Linked DNA regions of Homo sapiens: region 2 is linked to region 1. Evidence: read pairs that join two places in POLR2A ChIA-PET (ENCODE). Cell type or tissue: MCF 10A. All regions are shown on one strand. Each heading gives the region's core, and the rest is flanking DNA. Links, peaks and the distances in the headings are about the cores only.

Evidence for each region. ChIA-PET counts read pairs that join two places held together with the same protein. Peaks named below come from ENCODE experiments on the same cell type or tissue, not always from the same donor. Only the 100,000 strongest peaks of a DNase experiment are listed, where the experiment ranks them.
Region 2: POLR2A ChIA-PET joins it to region 1 with 5 read pairs; 6 of 35 experiments call an interaction of 5 or more read pairs at or near these places.

What each region holds. Positions count from the first base shown.
Region 1 is chr7:123,868,855-123,874,677 of GRCh38, forward strand. HYAL4 (hyaluronidase 4) reads left to right here. Exons shown (of 5, transcript NM_012269.3): 3 at 1-373. Among named protein-coding and RNA genes, the nearest start is that of HYAL4, 27 kb to the left of the region's middle. In MCF 10A, for the core only: a CTCF peak has its summit at 3,610; a DNase peak (open chromatin) is centred at 3,607.
Region 2 is chr7:123,767,829-123,773,651 of GRCh38, forward strand. It overlaps a transcript of HYAL4 not described here. Among named protein-coding and RNA genes, the nearest start is that of WASL-DT, 22 kb to the left of the region's middle. In MCF 10A, for the core only: no CTCF peak of the experiment used is centred there; DNase peaks (open chromatin) are centred at 1,733 and 2,773.

The DNA of each region.
Region 1 (5,823 bases), core at 553-5,552:
TGCAAAAGCTTTCATGAAGGAAACCATCAAATTGGGAATTAAGAGCCGACCCAAAGGCCTTTGGGGTTATTATTTATATCCTGATTGCCACAATTATAACGTTTATGCCCCAAACTACTCTGGGTCATGCCCAGAAGACGAAGTCTTGAGGAACAATGAGCTCTCTTGGCTCTGGAACAGCAGTGCTGCTTTATATCCTTCTATCGGTGTCTGGAAATCCCTTGGAGACAGTGAAAACATTTTGCGCTTCTCCAAATTTCGGGTGCATGAATCCATGAGGATCTCCACCATGACATCTCATGATTATGCTCTGCCTGTATTTGTCTACACAAGGCTAGGGTACAGAGATGAACCTTTATTTTTCCTTTCTAAGGTAAGAAGCTTCTTGTCCAATGGTGGGGGATTTCCTCCTTATCTCTAAAAGGACATTTCTTTGTTAATTATGTTCTTTGAAGAATTGATTTCAATTAATGGTTTGTTATATGGGAGCATAATTCTTCCTTGACTAGTCATGCATTTAGACTCTTCATTTATGGAAACTGAATTTTGATTATCTTACTCATTATTATTCTCTTAAGGAACAAAGTAAGGTGAGAAAGGGTTAAAGTAGATACCAGCAACGACTACATTTCCTGCACACCAACTTTAACTGTACTCACTTACAATCGGGCATTTTGGAAGGTTATTGAAATGATCGGCAGTGAGCAGGTTAGACAATCAAAAAGGATGTTTTGAAATGGAGTGTTTGCTCATACATGTGGAAGCAGAATTGTCTAGCCACTTAAACAAAAAAATTCTAGGGAAAGTAGTGGGTATTTTAATCTTTGTTTTGTTTTTTTTTTTTCTTCAAGATGGAGTTTTTTGTTCTTGTCACCTAGGCTGGAGTGTAATGATGCAATCTCGGCTCACTGCACCCCCCACCTCCTGGGTTCAAGCGATTCTCCTGCCTCAGCCTCCCAAGTAGCTGGGTTTACAGGTGCTCACCCCCCCCCACCCAGCTAATTTTTGTACTTTTAGTAAAGACGGGGTTTCACCATGTTGGACAGGCTGGCCTTGAACTCCTGACCTCAGGTGATCCACCCTCCTCGGCCTCCCAAAGTGCTGAGATTACAGGCATGAGCCACCGTGCCCAGCCTAATCTTTGGATTTGGATAATTTTGTGTAACCTTTCTACATTGAGAAGACTCAGGACTTGTGGAGGGCTTCACATGTGTGATGCAGTGATGTTTTAAGGTATTGCTGGATACCAGTGGTTTAATATATTTTAACAGAGGCATTTTTCCTTTCTCCACCATTACAAATTTCAACTCACCAATATCTGTTAAAGACGTTCTGAGTTCTAGGCATCCTAAGGAGGAGGCATAGAAAACACCCAGGTGAGGGCTCTACAGTGACCAGGTATCTTTGGAACATAAATGGAATGTATTCATCAGAGGGAGAAATGATGCATGTGTATGAAATATGGTAAATACCATACCTCCAACATCACTCATGAGGTGAAGGAGGAAGGAAAAAAAGTCTCTGTTGTGAACTTCTATTCATACCACCCAGAAAAATCAGTGAAAAATAATTGAATGAAGAATAATAGGAAGTCAGTACCGTCTGAAAGGTTTTAAAAAGTTATCTAGGCCGGGTGCAGTGGCTCACACCTGTAATCCCAGCTCTTTGGGAGGTTGAGGCAGGTGGATCACAAGGTCAGGAGTTTAAGACCAGCCTGACCAAGATAGTGAAACCTCATCTCTACTAAAAATACAAAAATTAGCTAGGTGTGGTGGTGGGTACCTGTAATCCCAGCTACTCAGGAGTCTGAGAAGAGAATTGCTTGAACTCGGGAGGCAGAGGTTGCAGTGAGCCGAGATTGTGCCACTGCACTCCAGCCTGGGCGACAGAGCGAAACTCCATCTCAAAAAAAAAAAAAAAGAAAGAAAGTTACGTAAATCTTTATAAAATAATCTTGACTCTGGAATGGAATCAAAATTTAAATACCAGTTTCTTTTGTAAGACGTCTTTTCTATATTTGACTCAACCAAGTTCCTTTCTTTAGTGATAATAAATTGACTTTTGGAAGAAACAATAAACTCTGAGGGACAAAACGTTCATTTCAAAAGATGAATTTAGACTACTGGGACATTCTGCACATTCTGTGAACCTGGTATAAGCTTCTTTTTCTATAGCTACAGCCACGGAAATGCTTTCTTTCCTCAGGAAAAAAGGAGCAACAGTTTGGGTTTCATCTCATTCTGCACTCTTTTTTTCCGAGTGGCAAGCTATTTCCAAGTGTTTTAAACTATAAGTGTACCCACCATTGTACCCTATTGACTTTAAAAATCTGCCCATGATTTTTTTTTTTTTTTTTAGATGGAGTTTCCCTCTGTCTCCCAGGCTGGAGTGCAGTGGCGCGATTTCGGCTCACTGTGACCTCTGCCTCCCGGGTTCAAGTGATTCTCCTGCCTCAGCCTCCAAGTAGCTGAGGTTACACTGCATGCGCCGCCATGCCCAGCTAATTTTTGTGTTTTTAGTAGAGACGGGGTTTTGCCGTGTTGGCCAGGCTGGTTTCGAACTCCTGACCTCAAGAGATCCACCCGCCTTGGCCTCCCAAAGCGCTGGGATTTTAGGTGTGAGCCACTGCGCCCGGCCCCGCCCATAATTTTTTAAAAGCCTGATATTCATTTGTACCAAACTCTTAATGACCATTAATGGCTTCCATTTCTGATTTTCCCAACAATGTCTGAATTTTAGAATGCACACACACATACAGTTAAGATTACAAAAAAGATTCACTAGTAAGTAGCAAATCTCTTAACCTCCCTGGACTTAGTGTCTTAGTGTCTTCATGTACAAAATGGGACAATATTACCTGCCCCACTGACCTAGCAAAAGTATGATGTAAATCAAATGAGAACATGCATATGAAAACTTGAAGCTCTACAGAAACCTATGTGATATGGCTATTACTTTTTTAACAGCCATCAAAGCCTTAAACTTAAACATGGGATATTTAAGAGTGGTATCTCAGGCAATAGCTATAGCGTGGGGATATAGAGGCAGTCAAACCTCATTTCAGACAGAAGATTGCCTGCATTATTTACATATAAATGCAACCTAGACATAACCTGATGCTGTGCTTTTAAAACATTTATTATTTATTATTAGTTTTTCATTTTTATACATTTACAGGGTGCAAGTGCAGTTTTGTTACATGGACATATTGAGTAGTGGTGAATTCTGGGCTTCTAGTGTACCCATCACCCGAAAAATGTATATTTTACCCAACAGGTCATTTCTTATCCCTCACTCTCCTCCCACCCTTGCACCTTTTGGAGTCTCCAATGTCTATTATTGCACTCTGTATGGCCATATTTACCCATCGTTTAGCTCCTACTTATCAGTAAAAACGTGATATTTTACTTTCTGTTTCTGAGTTATTTCACTTAAGGTAATGGCCTCCTGTTCCATCTGTGAGATGTGCTTTTAAAAATTAACAACAGGAGTTTCCTTGCCTATAGATTTAAAGATATTTATCCTTGTTATTAATTCATGCTGTCTCCGGTAAGGCACAAAGGCAGCTCATTAGTAATGCTCCAGCTCCCCACAGTGGGCACGTTGCTTACATGCACTTTGATAAGCGTCAGGGACTGACACCGAAGTGTTGAGTGAATCCCCTGAGTAGCCCTACCCTCTACTTCTGAAACCTTGATTCAGGTCCAAGGATCATGTGTAGGTGCAAAGCACCCTGTGCCACACTGGGACCTGGGAGGCTCATTTTCAGTACATCTACTTTGTTCCTTCTTTTTTCTGTAATGTGACAACACCACTGTGGCTCAAGCTTTCAGGTGGTCCCAATCTGCTCCCAGAGGCACTTTATCTGTGACTTTCCTAGCTGGGTAGTGCCCTTGATTTTCTGATCCCCAAAACATAGCTGCTTTGTGATTCATTCAGCACCCTACTGTCTGTGAGGTGACAGTGAACTAATTTGGTGAGAAACTGATTTGAAAACTAATTTGGAAGAAACTGACAGCAACCTCAGAAGGTGTGGCTTTCACCAGAAACATCTGACGCTTACATACTTACTATAGACCAATAATCTATAAATATAAAATGTAAATGTTATGTCCTTATTCTCCTTTGATGACAATGCCTTCATCAAAAGGAGAGCTGTTAGGGATTTCTGCCCTGATCATACCATGTGACTATATGACACCATTTTCAGGGAAGTTTCAAAGTGAGCGGAGTGAGGAGTTCTGCTCCCTTATGTCTTTGCCCAAAGAGGGAGTGGACGCAGACTCAGCAGAGTCTGCAGTCTTGGTACTGCAGGGATGGCTCCTCCTCTGTCCCTGTTCATCGTGCCATTGACAATTTTCAAAATCCTTTCATTTATACTATCTCATTTGAGCCTCTCAAAACCTCCTCTCCTTCCTTTCATGTCAGCTATGACCTGTTCAACAGATATTATAATCATAGGGAATGAAAATGGATGTTAACCTGAAAGGGAAATTAGTTTAAACCAAAATCTCTTTCCTTGTTGAAAGTCACAAGACAATTGCCCAGAAAAAAAAAAAAAAAACTTTAAAAACTGATATTGTAAAACCTTTTTTTGAGTGTTAGACAATAAAAGTGTCAGATAAAGAGACTTATCTCTCAAGTATTAATATTAAGTGCCCAATGGCAAAATAGCATTTACAGTTCTGCTTTTATTTTCCACCAAATCACCTAATAACATTTTCTAGCGTTTAATTGGTAGAAATTCACCCTTGGAGTAAAAGGTGAATGCTTAGTATCCTAAAGAGTGGGGTGAGGGAATGTGTTGTAATTTAATAAACTAGGAAACCAACTACATACATTCAAATCTTAATTTGCTCCAGAAAACGGCCTAGATCCCTGTTAATCTTTAAACATTAAAACAATAACCCTTTAAGATTATAAAATCAAAATTCTCTCTGCTAAAACCTTACCTTTGTCTGTCTTAACCATATTGCAGAAAATTCCAGCGACTTTACCATGACTGGATGAGTCATAAATAAAACCCATTAGGTCAGGTACTTAGAAATTAAACACACATAATTTCAGGGACAAATATAAAAGCTGGACCAAATCAGAGCCTGCAAGCCCTTAACGTTGCTTCTTTGCCTGGCCTTGGAATTGAAATGACTATGGGGATGAAGTGTCACTGGGGCATGTTGCAAAATGGAAAAGGAACCTGGTTAACAGGATCGCATTTGGAGAAGGAAAACTTTTGGATTCTGTTTCCAGGGCACATACATATGACCTGGTATGTGGGTATGTGCCCCCGATTTATTTCAATTAAATAATTTCTGATAACTATTTACAGCCTCATTGCCTTCAATATAATATCCTGCATGGCAAAATATGTTTTTCTTTAAAAATATTTATGTTTTTGCATATGATTACAGAGTGTGATTTTTGAGCATTGGTTTATTCAGCATTTGTGTCACTCTAAGAAAATAGAAAATAGTATCTAAGGAGTATATGAGCTCAGTACCAGCCCTGTTATACTGAACTCAGACTCTAATCCTAATCCCTGGTGGGTTTTTTTGTTTTTTGCTTTTGAGGCGGAGTCTCACCCTGTCATCTAGGCTGGAGTGCAATGGTGCGATCTCGGCTCACTGCAACCTCCGTCTCCTGGGTTCAAATGATTCTCCTGTCTCAGCCTCCGAGTAGCTGGGATTATAGGCGCCCACCACCACGCCTGGCTAATTTTTTTTTGTATTTTCAGTAGAGACGGGGTTTCACTGTGTTGACCAGGCTGGTCTCAAACTCTTGACCTCGTGATCTGCCCGCCTGGGCCTCCCAAAGTGCTGGGAT
Region 2 (5,823 bases), core at 601-5,600, 100 kb before region 1:
AAAATGAATGCCAGATACTAAAAAACATCAGGTATGCATCACAAAGTAGGGTTGCCAGATTTAGAGGGGAAATAAAAAGCAGGACACCTGAGGACATTTACAATTCAAATAAACAATGAATAACTTTCAGTATAATTATGTCCCATGCAACCTTTGGGACTGCTTACGCTAAAAAAGTATTTGTTATTTATCTGAAATTCAAATTTAAGTGGGTATTCTGTATTTTATCTGGCAACCCTACCACAAAGGTATGTGAATAAATTTAATTTTTAAAAAATGTAAGATTAAGATTAACTTTAAAAGAATAGGAAAATAAGTAATCTCATATTAGGCAGCCACTTCATCCATCCAGAATCATAGGTGCTATAAACATAACTACAGTACTACATAACCTCAGTAAAAATAAATAACATTTACAATCAAATTGCCATTATTAAAATAAAAACCAAACAATTCGATCTCAATAATGTAAGCAACCTGTTCTCACTTTATTTACATGGGTTTGGTTGATATAATTTAAGTATCTATATTTTGTACTTTCTGGTTTGTTTATCTGGTAAAGACCTATCTTATTAGGATATTTCCACTTGTTTAGCACTCCTGAAAAGTGAAACTATAGGGCATTTTGATTACATTTATTGGGCAATGGCTACTACAATATTGCCTCGATTCATCCTCAGACTCAGAGACTCGGGATGTTTTTTGCTTATGATCATCTGATAGACTTGTATAAGGTAGGCCGATTCATCAGTCAGTGTACACTGTACATCTGCACCAACCTTATGGCAGCACTTCAGCTACCATTTGAGGAGGTACATCTCCTGTTGCATGTAATCTTGGTAGTATTGTCAGTCCAGTGTCCTGCAATCTTTGACCAGGTGAACATGTGACACAACTCAGGCCAGGCAAACAATTTCTCCCTGAATTTTGAGTTTCAAGAGGAATTACTTTGGAGCCAAGAAAAGGAGCTGGTTCATTCTGATCAGCTAGCTGAGGAGATTGTCCATTGGTTACTTTTTTTTGCTATGATTCCAGGCAAATGATGTTGCCCCTGTTTCTGTCCTAAGATTTGTATGAGCCTTTTAATAATTTCCTTTTTGTATGCCACAGTCTGTTTCTGTTTTCAGAGACCCATGAGCATTTCTAAGTAAAGGTAACATTATTTTGACATTTTAAATTGTATTTCTCATGTCAGCTTATAAATTCAACGTAAGAATCTACCAATACTGAAGTAGAATTTTAATGATATCATCACAGGGAGAGAAACACAAGTGAGTTCATTACCTATGTATGTTTAGTCTTCTTTTTTTTCCTAAGTAGAATTATGGGTTCAAGCAAGAGGATCTATCTTAATTTACCTTTCTAATTGTGTCAAGTACATGTTCAAGACACAACGTAAGGCTCTTGGGAAGATGTAAAGATTAAAAAGCATAGTTTTGGATTTCAATGAGTTAATAAAGAAGGTTGGATTCCGTAGGAAGCCAACTTTGGGATGGAGTTTAGCAGTTAGGCTGTGTATAGGAGTGTTTATGGGACCTGTACCTGTTAGAGAGAGGGGAAGGAGGAAGCAGGAGTAGGCAGAAGGAAAAGTTAAATTTGGAGCAGACCCAGCAACAGTTTTGCTGATCCAAGGAAAACCTCTGGGGTTAGAATGGCCCTTCAGAGTATTCCTGACATTGTGTGAATTAGTCATTGTGTATGAGCTGCCAAGAAAGGGGCATGACCTTGACTGAGGTGGCTCTCTGCAATTGGAGCAATACCGAAAAGGCTGGCAGCTGATGGCTTCTGCCAACAGCCCTTCCAGCATGGGGGAAACAAGTCCTCCTGAAGGAGGATCTTGGTGATGCATCACAGTGTCCACTACAATTCACCGTCAAGTGTAAGAGACTACACAATGCAAACATCGGTCTGCTCTATAGTTTAAACAGTCCTTTTGTAAATAACCTCATAGAGTAATAATAGCTGCCTCAAATCTGTAAGTGAAAGAGACTTGAAAAAAAAAAAAAAACACCGTTAAACAAAAAGTTGACCACTTACTAATCCTGGGTAAAATGTGATATGAGGACTCGTGGATTTCACAGACCAGTGAAATTTCTCTCAGCAACTGAAATAACAAACGTGTGGTTATCAGCTTTTATTTTCGCCAAGTAAAGTTTTTTTTTTTAAACAATATTTAAAAAGAGAGGATATTTTAATAATAAAAGGCTGGGCATGATATCAGAATAAAGTTTAAACTAAATAAATATTCCTTTATAAAACGTTCACCTACATTGTTCATTTCATCATGGACAGGAGAAAAGTTTGTCACTGATGGTTTGTCTGTGAACTGACATTTGGAAATCATAACCATAAGTGGGCTATAAAAAAAAAATCCCCTTTGGGAGGCCGAGACAGGCGGATCACGAGGATAGAGACCATCCTGGCTAACACCGTGAAATCCCGTCTCTACTAAAAATACAAAAAGTTAGCTGGGTGTGGTGACGGGCGCCTGTAGTCCCAGCTGCTTGGGAGGCTGAGGCAGGAGAATGGCGTGAACCCGGGAGGCGGAGCTTGCAGTGAGCAGAGATCGCGCCACTGCACTCAAGCCTGGGCGGCAGAGCGAGACTCCATCTAAAAAAAAAAAAAAAAAATCCTGCCGTGGAAGTTCCAGGGAAGACCTGGGAGAAAAAGTAACATTAAAGTTGGAAAGATAGGTAACAAGATGAGTCAGGGTGGAGGTTTCTAGCTGAGTGGACAGTGTGAACAAAGGCTCAGAGATGGGGAAGAGCAGGGCGTAATCACACAATGAAGTGTAGTAATTCTGCTCAGGGGAGCATTAGTCATGGAGAGGAGTGTTGAGAAATGAAACTAGAGTACGTTGGGGTCAGATTATTCAGCAGACAATAGGAAGTAGTAGAGATTTTGGGGCAAAGAATTTACATGATCCGAGTTGTGCTTTAAGAAAAGTAATTTATCAAAAAAAAAAGGTTTTATATATGACATATGCTTAAAATGGATTACATGGCAGAGATTCTGTGTCTTATTATGAAGCAATTATAGTCCGTGAAAGGCAAAAAGAAGATATGAATTAGAGATGGGGTACTGAGAATAAGAAGGAGGAAATGAATGTAAATACGGTAGGAATAGAACCAGAGCTTGGTAATTTATTGGAGGGCTTCAGGAGACAGAAGAGAAAAAATAATGGTAGTTTCATTAACAGAAAAAGAGGGTGAGGAAGAGATAGGTTTTAGAAGAAGATAAAAAGTCCAGTTAGTTCTAAGCATCCTAACTTTAAATAATCTACCCTGGGAAGAGCAGGCTGAAGAGAAGATCTATTTCTAAAAATATGTTTCCTTTCCTGATATAATATCATGGATAGTTGAGCTTCAACTGACAAATAAATAAAGGCAGTCCTCATCTTGCTTGGTACGATGTTAACTGAATCTCATATTTATTGAAATTATTTCCTCACTATTCACTGATTCCAAATCTCAGTCAACATGGTATCATGCAAAATGAGGGATACAGATTTCAAAAACTACATGTACGTGTTGCTGTATCTTAGTACTAATGATATTTCAGACTGCATAATTCTTTGTTGTGGGGCTGTCTGTGCGTTGGATGTTTAGCAACCTCTCTAGCTTCTACCCACTAGATGCCAGTAGCATCTAGTATCTGATTTCAGTTACCCAGCTTGTTATTCTCTTCAGCTCATCATTCACATACATTGGCAACCTTATATATTTTTTCCATAGTGTTTCATCTCACTAATATCTTGTTGCAATTTAAAACCTTTTAGTTGTTATGATATTTTGGCATTTTTGTTATGGGTAGTTTGTACATAATACCAATTACTTGACTTATTGGTTAGTGTGTGAACTTCACTGGCCACAGGGTGCCTAGGTTAAACATTATTTCTGAGAGTGTCTGTGAGGGTGTTTCTGGATGAGATTAGCGTTTGTTTTCTTTGCTTGTTTTTTGTTTGTTTGGTTTGAGGTTTTTTTTTTTTTTTTTAACTTACCCATCCATGTAGAGATTAGCATTTGAACTAATGGACTCAGTAAAGTACATTGCCCAAGATGGAGGGCATCATATAAACTGTTGCGGGTCTGAGTAGAACAAAAGGGAAAGGGAAGAGAAATTAACCACTTTTGCTTCCTGCCTGTCTGTTTGAGCTGGGACACATCACCTTGTCTTCTCCAGCCCTCAGACTGGGATTTACACTATCAGCTCCCCTGGGTCTCAGGCCTTTGAACTCAGACTGACTGACATCGGCTTTCCTGAGTCTCCAGCTTGCAGATGGCAGATCATGGGACTTCTCAGCCTCCATAATCATGTGAGCCAATTCCTCATAATAAATCTCCTTTTTTATATATAAAAAGGTGGAGACCCAGGAAGTTCAAAGCTCCAATATGTTTATATATTTCCTACTGGTTTTGTTTCTCTGGAGAACCTTGACTTATATACTTGGATTTGGATAGAAGTCACTAAGGCTGGAAGCAGAGTGATTGGTGGATAGATTCCCTGGGCAACCGCAACATCCCGTCGTGGTTCAGGCAATAGTGGGCATCTCAATAGGTGGCAAGAGCATAATCATAATACCCATATACCTGAGACATGTGACACTCTGGCATCTAGACAAGTGACACATGGGACTTGTCATCTGAGAGGCTTGTGCACAAATAACAGGATTTCCAACCATTGAAAACAATGTTTCTGTTACAAAATTTCAAACGTGGAGACTAAAGTTAAAATAGACAAAAGGGTGCTTCATCTTAGTGGTAGCAATGAGTAAGTAGGCAAAAAACTGAGACCGAAACTAGGAATTAGGGACAAAGCAGCAATCCAATTATCTGATGCATGTGGTGTAGAAATTGTGACTTGTGGAACAGTAAATGAAACCTGTGGAAAGTGAAGCATCTTCGAAATGGAATTATAGAAAATTGTCTTAAAGCCAAGCTCTTCCTGATGAAAGCTGCTTCTGTGCCTTTTGCCTCAAGTCAGAAGGAAGTGGGGTGGGGCTGAAAGATCAAAAGCTGCAGAGGGCCATCCACCAAGTGAGGGACAAGGACACTGTTAGCAGATGTTACAGTTAAAAAACGAAATCTGATGTCAGACCAGACTACACCCATGAAAAAGAACTGATAGTGCCAGCTATTCATGGCACACCGCATTGTCTCTCCTAAGATTCAGTGGTGGTCTTGATTTGTTTTCTTTTTCTTTTTTTCTTATGTCATTGGAACTTGTATTCCATAAGAATATTTTTCTGATGGTTTAAGTCTAATCTTGCCCATGAAAGCTACTGGAAGTCTTTGCTTTTTCCTGATTCTTATTCGCACTTCGTTTTTGCTTCTTTATATTTTATAGTTAATTAAGGAGTTTTCGCTGTTAATGCAACAAATAGTCCAGGTGCTCTTCTTGTATGAGTTCCTGTTTGTGCTCTTATATGGGAAAAAACATATAAACTGTGGTTTATCAGATTTGACCTATTTCTACATTTTAAAAAAGTAAATATTTACTGTTTCATTTATTTAATACTTATCTATTTATGAATAATAAGTATTCTTTGTTATTTTCCTTAATTATTTCCTCTTTTCTATGGAAGAGTAAGATAAGAATAAATTAATTGCTACCTGAAATTACATTATTGGTTTTAAAATTTCATATTAATTTATACTAGCTCAATTTGTACTAGTTCAAACAGGAATAACTACCGGGTACTTACATACTTTAGGGATAGATTTTATCTCACAGAATGTTTTTACATAATGTATATTTTTTTACATGGTATTAGCTGTTAACAATTCAATTTTACCTTGGGGTGTGTGCATGTGTGCATGCGCA